3 separate regions of the Mus musculus genome follow, and regions 1 and 3 are each linked to region 2. A link is a loop called in an ENCODE intact Hi-C map of the cell type or tissue named here. Cell type or tissue: heart. All regions are shown on one strand.

The links. Hi-C counts contacts between places; a loop is a spot of excess contacts. Peaks named below come from ENCODE experiments on the same cell type or tissue, not always from the same donor. Only the 100,000 strongest peaks of a DNase experiment are listed, where the experiment ranks them.
Region 1: a loop joins it to region 2, with 6 times the contacts of the local background. A loop is called at or near these places in 28 of 42 quality-filtered maps.
Region 3: a loop joins it to region 2, with 5 times the contacts of the local background. A loop is called at or near these places in 26 of 42 quality-filtered maps.

What each region holds. Positions count from the first base shown.
Region 1 is chr12:75,785,843-75,788,342 of GRCm38, reverse strand. The region is part of intron 2 of Gm40447; the gene reads left to right. Among named protein-coding and RNA genes, the nearest start is that of Syne2, 31 kb to the left of the region's middle. In heart, a CTCF peak has its summit at 1,519 (motif pointing left); no DNase peak of the experiment used is centred here.
Region 2 is chr12:76,176,730-76,179,229 of GRCm38, reverse strand. It overlaps Esr2 (estrogen receptor 2 (beta)), which reads left to right and starts at 1,971. Exons shown (of 10, transcript NM_207707.1): 1 at 1,971-2,283. In heart, CTCF peaks have their summits at 1,000 and 1,201 (motif pointing right); no DNase peak of the experiment used is centred here; H3K4me3 peaks cover 1,276 bases.
Region 3 is chr12:75,791,319-75,793,818 of GRCm38, reverse strand. The region is part of intron 2 of Gm40447; the gene reads left to right. Among named protein-coding and RNA genes, the nearest start is that of Syne2, 26 kb to the left of the region's middle. In heart, no CTCF peak of the experiment used is centred here; no DNase peak of the experiment used is centred here.

The DNA of each region.
Region 1 (2,500 bases), 390 kb after region 2:
TTTCTTGAAGTGCTTCTACATAAAAGAAATTGTGTTAAAAAAGAAAAAAGAAAAAGAAAGAAAGAAAAAGAAAGGAAAAAAGAAATTGTTTTTACCTGCAACCTTCACAGCAAAGGTTAGTTGGGCTGGTAACCTTGATTCTCAAGTGGGAGGCTTCACCCAGACTCTAGAGTTTGGGGGTCTCCCTACCCTCTTCGTGTCCTTTCTTTCCCTGCCATTTTGCCTCACCTCAAAACGATTCACCAAAAAGGAACTTCTTTATGAGACCGAGTCCTAGAATCAAGTAATTAAAAAGAAGAAGAGGAGGAAGAAGAGGAGAAAATAAAGGCCTAACGTTAAAGTCATCATGCTTTAGTAGACAGACCAGCCGCCTTGCCAGTCACTTAGGTCTATGAGCCTCTATTTTATGGTCTCTGTATTTTAAAAAGAGATTGAAAACCACTAAAAGAATCTGGGCTTATTTATACTTTAGGCAGAACTGGAGAGCTAAGCCCTCATACTCTTAGTCTTTCTGAAAGAAACAAAAGGAACCAGAGGCCCAAGGACTAGATTCAGCTGGGGACGGTGGGCATGATGACTTGGCTGTCTGAATCTCATCCTGGGGGCAGAGTTCATCCCATTCTCAGCTCTGGTATGGGATTCCTAGGACAATTCTAATTCTTTAGGGTCCATTGCTTGTCCCTGTTTCAGCCGTTCTTTAATAGACTTTGGATTTTTCTTTATCATCTGGACACACAAAACTGTGCAACAAAATCTTACCCCGTCCCTTTTGAATACTTGCCTACTGATAAGAACCCCTGATGAGGTTTCTTTCCCTTTTTTGAGACAAGGTCTCACCATGCAGCCTTGGTTAGCTTTGAACTCATAAATCTTTCTACTTCCTCCTGGGGTAATGAAACTGGGGCAAACACCACCATGTCCCATCCCGCTGATGAGTGCTTCCTGTCAGGAGGGAGAGAAAGATGGAGAAAGGGAGGGAGGACAGGAGTCCCTGTCCATGGGCTAAATAATGTTACTTTCTTAATGCCCCTGTCTCTGCCACCTGAGTGCTGAGTGCTCCATTGTGTCTGGGTCTTAGTAGTATTCCCTCCCTCTCCCATCCCTCCTTCCCTCCCTCCTCCCCTATTTCTCCTCCTCCTTCTCATCTTTCAATTTCCTTTTTCCCCTCATCTTTCTCCTCCCCCTTCCTTCTCTTTCCTATTTTTGATTGTTGGTGTTTTTTGTTTGGTTTGGTTTGGTTTGGTTTTTCCCCAAACAGTATCTCACATGGTTCAGCCAGGCCTCAAACTCTAAATCTTTCTACTTCCTCCTGGGGTAATGAAACTGGGGCAAACACCACCATGTCCCATCCCGCTGATGAGTGCTTCCTGTCAGGAGGGAGAGAAAGATGGAGAAAGGGAGGGAGGACAGGAGTCCCTGTCCATGGGCTAAATAATGTTACTTTCTTAATGCAAGTGTAGCATATTCGTTTTTAAAGTGCAACAGTGACATCTAGTGGAGAAGATAGTTGAGTATGCTACCAAACAACATCAAAATTTTCTATTTGTCAATTAGGGAAAAAAATGTGACCCTTAATAAATTTGTTTTTCTTAAATACAAGAGTACTGGCTGGTTTTGTGTCAACTTGACACAGCTGGAGTTATCACAGAGAAAGGAGCTTCAGTTGAGGAAATGCCTCCACGAGATCCAGCTATAAGGCATTTTCTCATCTAGTGATCAAGGGGGGAAAGGCCCCTTGTGGGTGGGACCATCTCTGGGCTGGTAGTCTTGGGTTCTATAAGAGAGCAGGCTGAGCAAGCCAGGGGAAGCAAGCCAGTAAGTAACATCCCTCCATGGCCCCTGCATCAGCTCCTGCTTCCTGCCCTGTGTGAGTTCCAGTCCTGACTTCCTTCAGTGATGAACAGCAATGTAGACGTGTACGCTGGATAAATCTTTTCCTCCCCAACTGCTTCTTGGTCATGATGTTTGTGCAGGAATAGAAACCCTGATTAAGACAAACTGGTATAATAAGTGGCGTATTCCTGTGACAACCTGACCATGTTTTGGGGAGGACTGTGGAAGGACTTTGGAACTTTAAGCTAAAAGATCCATTTGGTTTTAAGAGCTCTGTGGGATGTTGTGTAGGAGCTTGGAAGATAATGTTGAGAACAGTGCAGAAGATCGAGGCCTGACTTGTGAAATTTCAAAGGGAAGATTAAAGACTCTTTTCAGGGCCATTGGTATTTTGATTGTGAAGATTCTGTGGTTCTGGTTAGCTGGGGCTGAAAAATCAGCTGTGATTAACAAAATACTAGAACTACTAAAGTGAAAAGTTTGCATTACTGGGACTATTGATGCTGGTTAGCTGGAGCTAAGAAATTAGCGGTGATTAAGAAGAGACCAGCATCATTGAGGTGAAATCTTCTGGGAAGTGTTTTCTGAGAGCACAGAGGCTGTGTTCCAGAGATGGCCAAGGTTGTACCTTGTGCTGTGGCTGGACTTGGTAATGTGTAAGTGTCAC
Region 2 (2,500 bases):
GAACTAAACGCTGGTCTGTCAGACTAGCTCGGCAAGTTCATTTATTGGTTGAGCTATCCTGGCCTCCCTCCAGATGAATCTTGTTAACAAAGTATCATTAAATGAACTGATTTGTTTAAGATCGCTACTGCAACTTTTCTACCAAGGCAGGAAAGGAGGAAGGACTGAGTGACACAGGACACACAGACACACAGGAAAGGACACAGGGACGTGCAGACTGGGAAGTATTAATCTCATCCTTGCCTATCCTCACCAGGATGGACTCAGTAGCTACCCACTCTCCCATCCACTCTACCTTTCCTAAAAGGACAGGGACATTCTATCTCACAAATGGAGAGAACCCAGGACTTTTAGCTTAAATGAAACCTGTACATGGGATGAATGGGGGCAGCGAGCTTTGTTTTTGTTTTTTTCGAGATAGGGTTTCTCTGTGTAGCCCCGGCTGTCCTGGAACTCACTTTGTAGACCAGGCTGGCCTCGAACTCAGAAATCCGCCTGCCTCTGCCTCCCAAGTGCTGGGATTAAAGGTGTGAGCCACCACCGCCCGGCAGCAGCGAAACTTTTGGTATAGCCTTTGCTCATAGTCTATAAAGACCGTGCTTCTCCACATATGTAGTCTGCGGTGCCTACCTGTGGCACTCATAAACCCGGGCCTCAGAAAGGTCCCCGAAGGCGTTTTGGTTACACCCAAAATGTTGAGGCTGACATTGTATAAGTTTCCCTCCAAATCCCCCCCGCCCCCCCCCCCCCCCCCGGTTTTCTTCTATTAGAGTACCGTCCACCAAGAATCACATTCTGGGTCTGAAGGGACATCTCAGCTGTTAAGATAGCTTGCTGCTCTTGTACAGAAGCCTAATTCTGTTCCCAGCACCCATACGCAGGAGGGAATCCCGCACCTATAGTCTCCGTAGACATCTGCACGCCTGTGTACATACCCATGTGTGCATAATTTAAAAGATAAAAAGTAGATCTTTAAAATCCTTCACAAACATCCCCGTGATGTGTGCGGATGGCTTGACGATTAATTAGGTACACCAGTGACACCAGGTTGGCCTACAGGTCATTTGTTTTCCTTTTAACTTTTGCCACCAAAGGCTGCCTTAAAGCCAGTTGTTTCCTCAAAGACTATAAGGTATGGTTTCAGCCTTTGTGTAGAAGGGTCACTTCCAGGCTAAGCGATTGAGCTGGGAGGATCAGATCTACCATCAGGGGGCGCCAGAGACCCTCTCCGCCCCTGTAAAAGCGCAGGCAGATTTTCTCCAGGTGAATTCCAGGAGGCTCGCGGGATCTTGGACCTAACCCATTGCCTTTTTTTCTTTTTCTTTTTCTTTTTCTTTTTCTTTTTCTTTTTCTTTTTCTTTTTCTTTTTCTTTTTCTTTTCTTTTTTTTTTTTAACGAAACAAAACAAAACAAAACAAAAAACAACTCGTTTTCTCTCCCGGCTTCCATCGCCAGCCGCTGATAGATGAGCGTTCAAACCTTCACCTCCAGCCCCATTGCCTTGCCTTTCTGGAGCACAAGCTAACACTCCCTGCAAAGGAATCTGCCTTCATTACTTCGTTATTACTGCTAATTTCGGTGCTATTACCCGAAACCGGGGCCTGGCCCATGCTTCTCAAGGAGAGTTGTCAAACTTAAGCATTTAATGACACGCACGTAGGTCAAAGTATGGAAACAGGATTAAGTGTGGTCCCTGGACGCACGCGGTTAAGTCCAGAATCCCTGGGGATCTGGTCAGAAATTCCCATTCCCGGGCCCCCATCTCGATCCTTCATCGTCAGTCTATTGGAAGCGGGGTGTCCCTAGAGGATGACTGTGAAGTGGCTGGAGGTCCACATCCAGTGGATCTGGTTGCACGGCGCGGGAGTGCCTGAGATCTCTGGCTCCCGGTTTGTGGTCACGTGGGCTTCTCAGCTACCCTCCCACACTCTTTCCAGGTCTTTAAAAGAAAGACGCACTAACGTTCGTTCGTTAGTCGTGGGCAGTCTTTGCAGCTTCTCCAGCTGCTGGCCCTTTTGAAAGGCACTCTCGGGTCCCTGCCTTCTCCCAGGCTTCTAGCATCAACCACCTCTTGAAACTTCCTGGGAGTAGAGGAGGTGGGGAGCTGGCCTGGAGGGAGCGGCTTGTGCGGCCACTGGCATCCCTTGGCATCCGGGTCTGCAGTAGAGTCTGGCAGCCGCCGCAGGCTGAGCGACAACCAGTGGCTGCGAGTCCCGCTCAGGGACCGAGGAAAGTACGTGTCTGCATTTAGAGAATGCAAAAGAGAGAATGTCCACCCGCTAGGTAAGTGTCCCTTTGCTCATAGTGAGGCTTAATTGACTTTGTGGGAAGCCGGCAGAGTATAGAACAAAAAAAAAAGGGGGGGGGAGGGTTGGGGCACGGGCATGTATGCAACTGTTCTGAACACTACCGGAAACAGAAATTTTTACTGACTTTTGGTTTAGTTATATAAATATAATTTCATTTTAAAGGAAGAAAATTCCTGTGGTTTTCCTAGCAG
Region 3 (2,500 bases), 390 kb after region 2:
TTTTAGTCCTTTGGTTTTTTTGTTTTGTTCTTATTGTTTAGATATATCACTAGGCTACAATTGCATTCTGAACTCTTCAGCTGCAATCAGTCTTTCCTCTGTTGAACTAGTATGACGTTTCAATATAGAAAAGAATTTCTCAAACCTCACAGAAGAAATAAAAAACTTAAGAGGATTGGCCAGCATTTTACTTTTTTTTTTTTGAAACATTAATTTTTGTTGTTTTTAACTCTGCACGTTCGTGTGTGTGTGTGTGTGTGTGTGTGTGCACGCGTCTGTGTGTCCATATTGTAGATGTGTGTACATGAATAACTTGCTGGAAGCCAGGTGTATCAGATCCCCCGCTAGAACTAGGCTAGTGTCGTGAGGCATCTGACATACAAACTAGGGATCAAACTTGGGTTCTCTCAAATGGCTGAGCTGTCTCTCCAGCCATTAGCTAGTATTTAAATGAAAATTTCAAATAGTCTTGATAATTGGTAATAAATAACCAATTACCTATTTTGAATTTCACTGCCCAAGACATAGAAAACAAAAATCAATTTATACATTACTAAATTTAAAAAAAAAAAAAGCACTGGCTTTTGGTTTCTAACATTCATTTTTCTGTTTTTCTTTCTATCGTTTTTTGTCTGGTTCTTGTTTTGTGTCTGCCTTTGTTGTATCTTCTGCTGAGCCATCTCTCCAGCCTCTGTCTTCTGCTTTGAATTACTGCTTTTACACGTGTGTCTTCCCTCCCTGCCTGCCTCTCTTCCTCCCTCCCTCCCCCTTCCTCTCTTCCTCTCTCCCTCCTTCCCTCCCTCCCTTCCTCCCCCTTCCTCCCTCTTTCCTTTCCTCCCTCCCTATCTCCCACCCTCCCTTCTTTTGTTCCTCCTTTTCTTTGTTTCTTTCTTTTTAGGTAGGGCTGAGGCAGTTGGTAGAGACCATCACCTGTCCCCACAAGCTTCTTGACCTCAAAGAACAGAGTGAGCAGCCAGTGAAGAGTACAGAGGAGAAGGACTTAGTTGTCAATTGAGGATTTTCAGCTTTAAAGAGGATAAAACGGTCTGCCAATCAGGATTACATGGAGCAGGTAGCAGCCACTGAGCACCATTGCAGTTCGAAGAATTCTCAGACCCCTTGTGTGTACCAAAAAATAGTGTAGTCTCTTAGGGAGCAAGTCTGTGGGTTACCCACTGGAGTTGCAGGTCAGTCAGGCAAAAAGTAGCTTCAAGAATAAATTTCGGGAAAAAAAAAAAAAAAAAAGCCGGGCGTGGTGGTGCACACCTTTAATCCCAGCACTCGGGAGGCAGAGGCAGGCAGATTTCTGAGTTCGAGGCCAGCCTGGTCTACAGAGTGAGTTCCAGGACAGCCAAAGCTACACAGAGAAACCCTGCTTCAAAAAAAATAAATAAATAAATAATAAATTGCAGGCTGGAGAGATGGCTCAGCATGTAAGAGCACTAGCTGCTCATCCAGAGGTCCTGAGTTCAATTCCCAGCAACCACATGGTGACCCAAGACCATCTGTAATGGGGTCTGGTGCCCTCTTCTGGTGTGTCTCAAGAAACAACGGTGGTATACTCATATGCATAAAATAAACAAATAAGTCTTAAAAAAGAAAAGAATAAATTCCTCTCCGCAGCCAACTTCTCAGAAGCTAAGGCAGGAATGGGGTTCCTCCATTTCACCCCACTCCTGCCTGCAGTGGCTGCTTGGGTCCTGGAAGCTCCCGGTCCAGAGCAGGCACATAAAGTCTCTGGTGCGTCTGTCCCCAGTCAAATCTAGAAGGCAGCTATCGCCAGGCCCTGGGGTCTTCAGGCTTCTTCTGTGTACCAGACCAGGAGCCTCTAGGGCAGGATCTTGTGGGTGGCCCATCTTCTTCCCTTGGTTTTCATTTTCTGGATCTTTGAGACAGGATCTCTATATACAGCCCAAGCAGGCCTCCAACTCCTAATTTTAATTAAAAAAACTTTTTTTTTCTGGACAAATTCTCACTAGGTAGCCTTGGCTGGCCTGGAACTCACAGGGATCCACCTGTCTCTGCCACCCAAGTGCTGGAATTGAAGATTTTCAGTGATTAGTATATTTTTCTATTGAATGTCCATTTTCTACCTCATTTTTTTGCTCTTAACTATTATTTCTTTACTTCTGCCCATTTGAACTTAGCTACTGGTCTTTAAAATGGGATGTCGTATGGATGAAAAGGCTCAGTAGGTAAAGATGTTCAGGGACAAGCCTGAGTCTCTGAGTTTAATCCCTGGGAACCACAGGTAGGAAGAGAGACTTGTGATGGTGATCCTGTTGTCCTTTGACCTCCATAAATGCTTTAAGGTGTGCATGTGTGCATTCTCTCTCTCTCTCTCTCTCTCTCTCTCTCACACACACACACACACACACATACACAATAAATACATGTAATATTTTTTAATTTTAAACATTTATTTTGCTGAGCAGTGGTAGCACATACATTTAATCCCAGCACTCAGGAGGAAGAGACAGGTGAATTCCTATGAATTTGA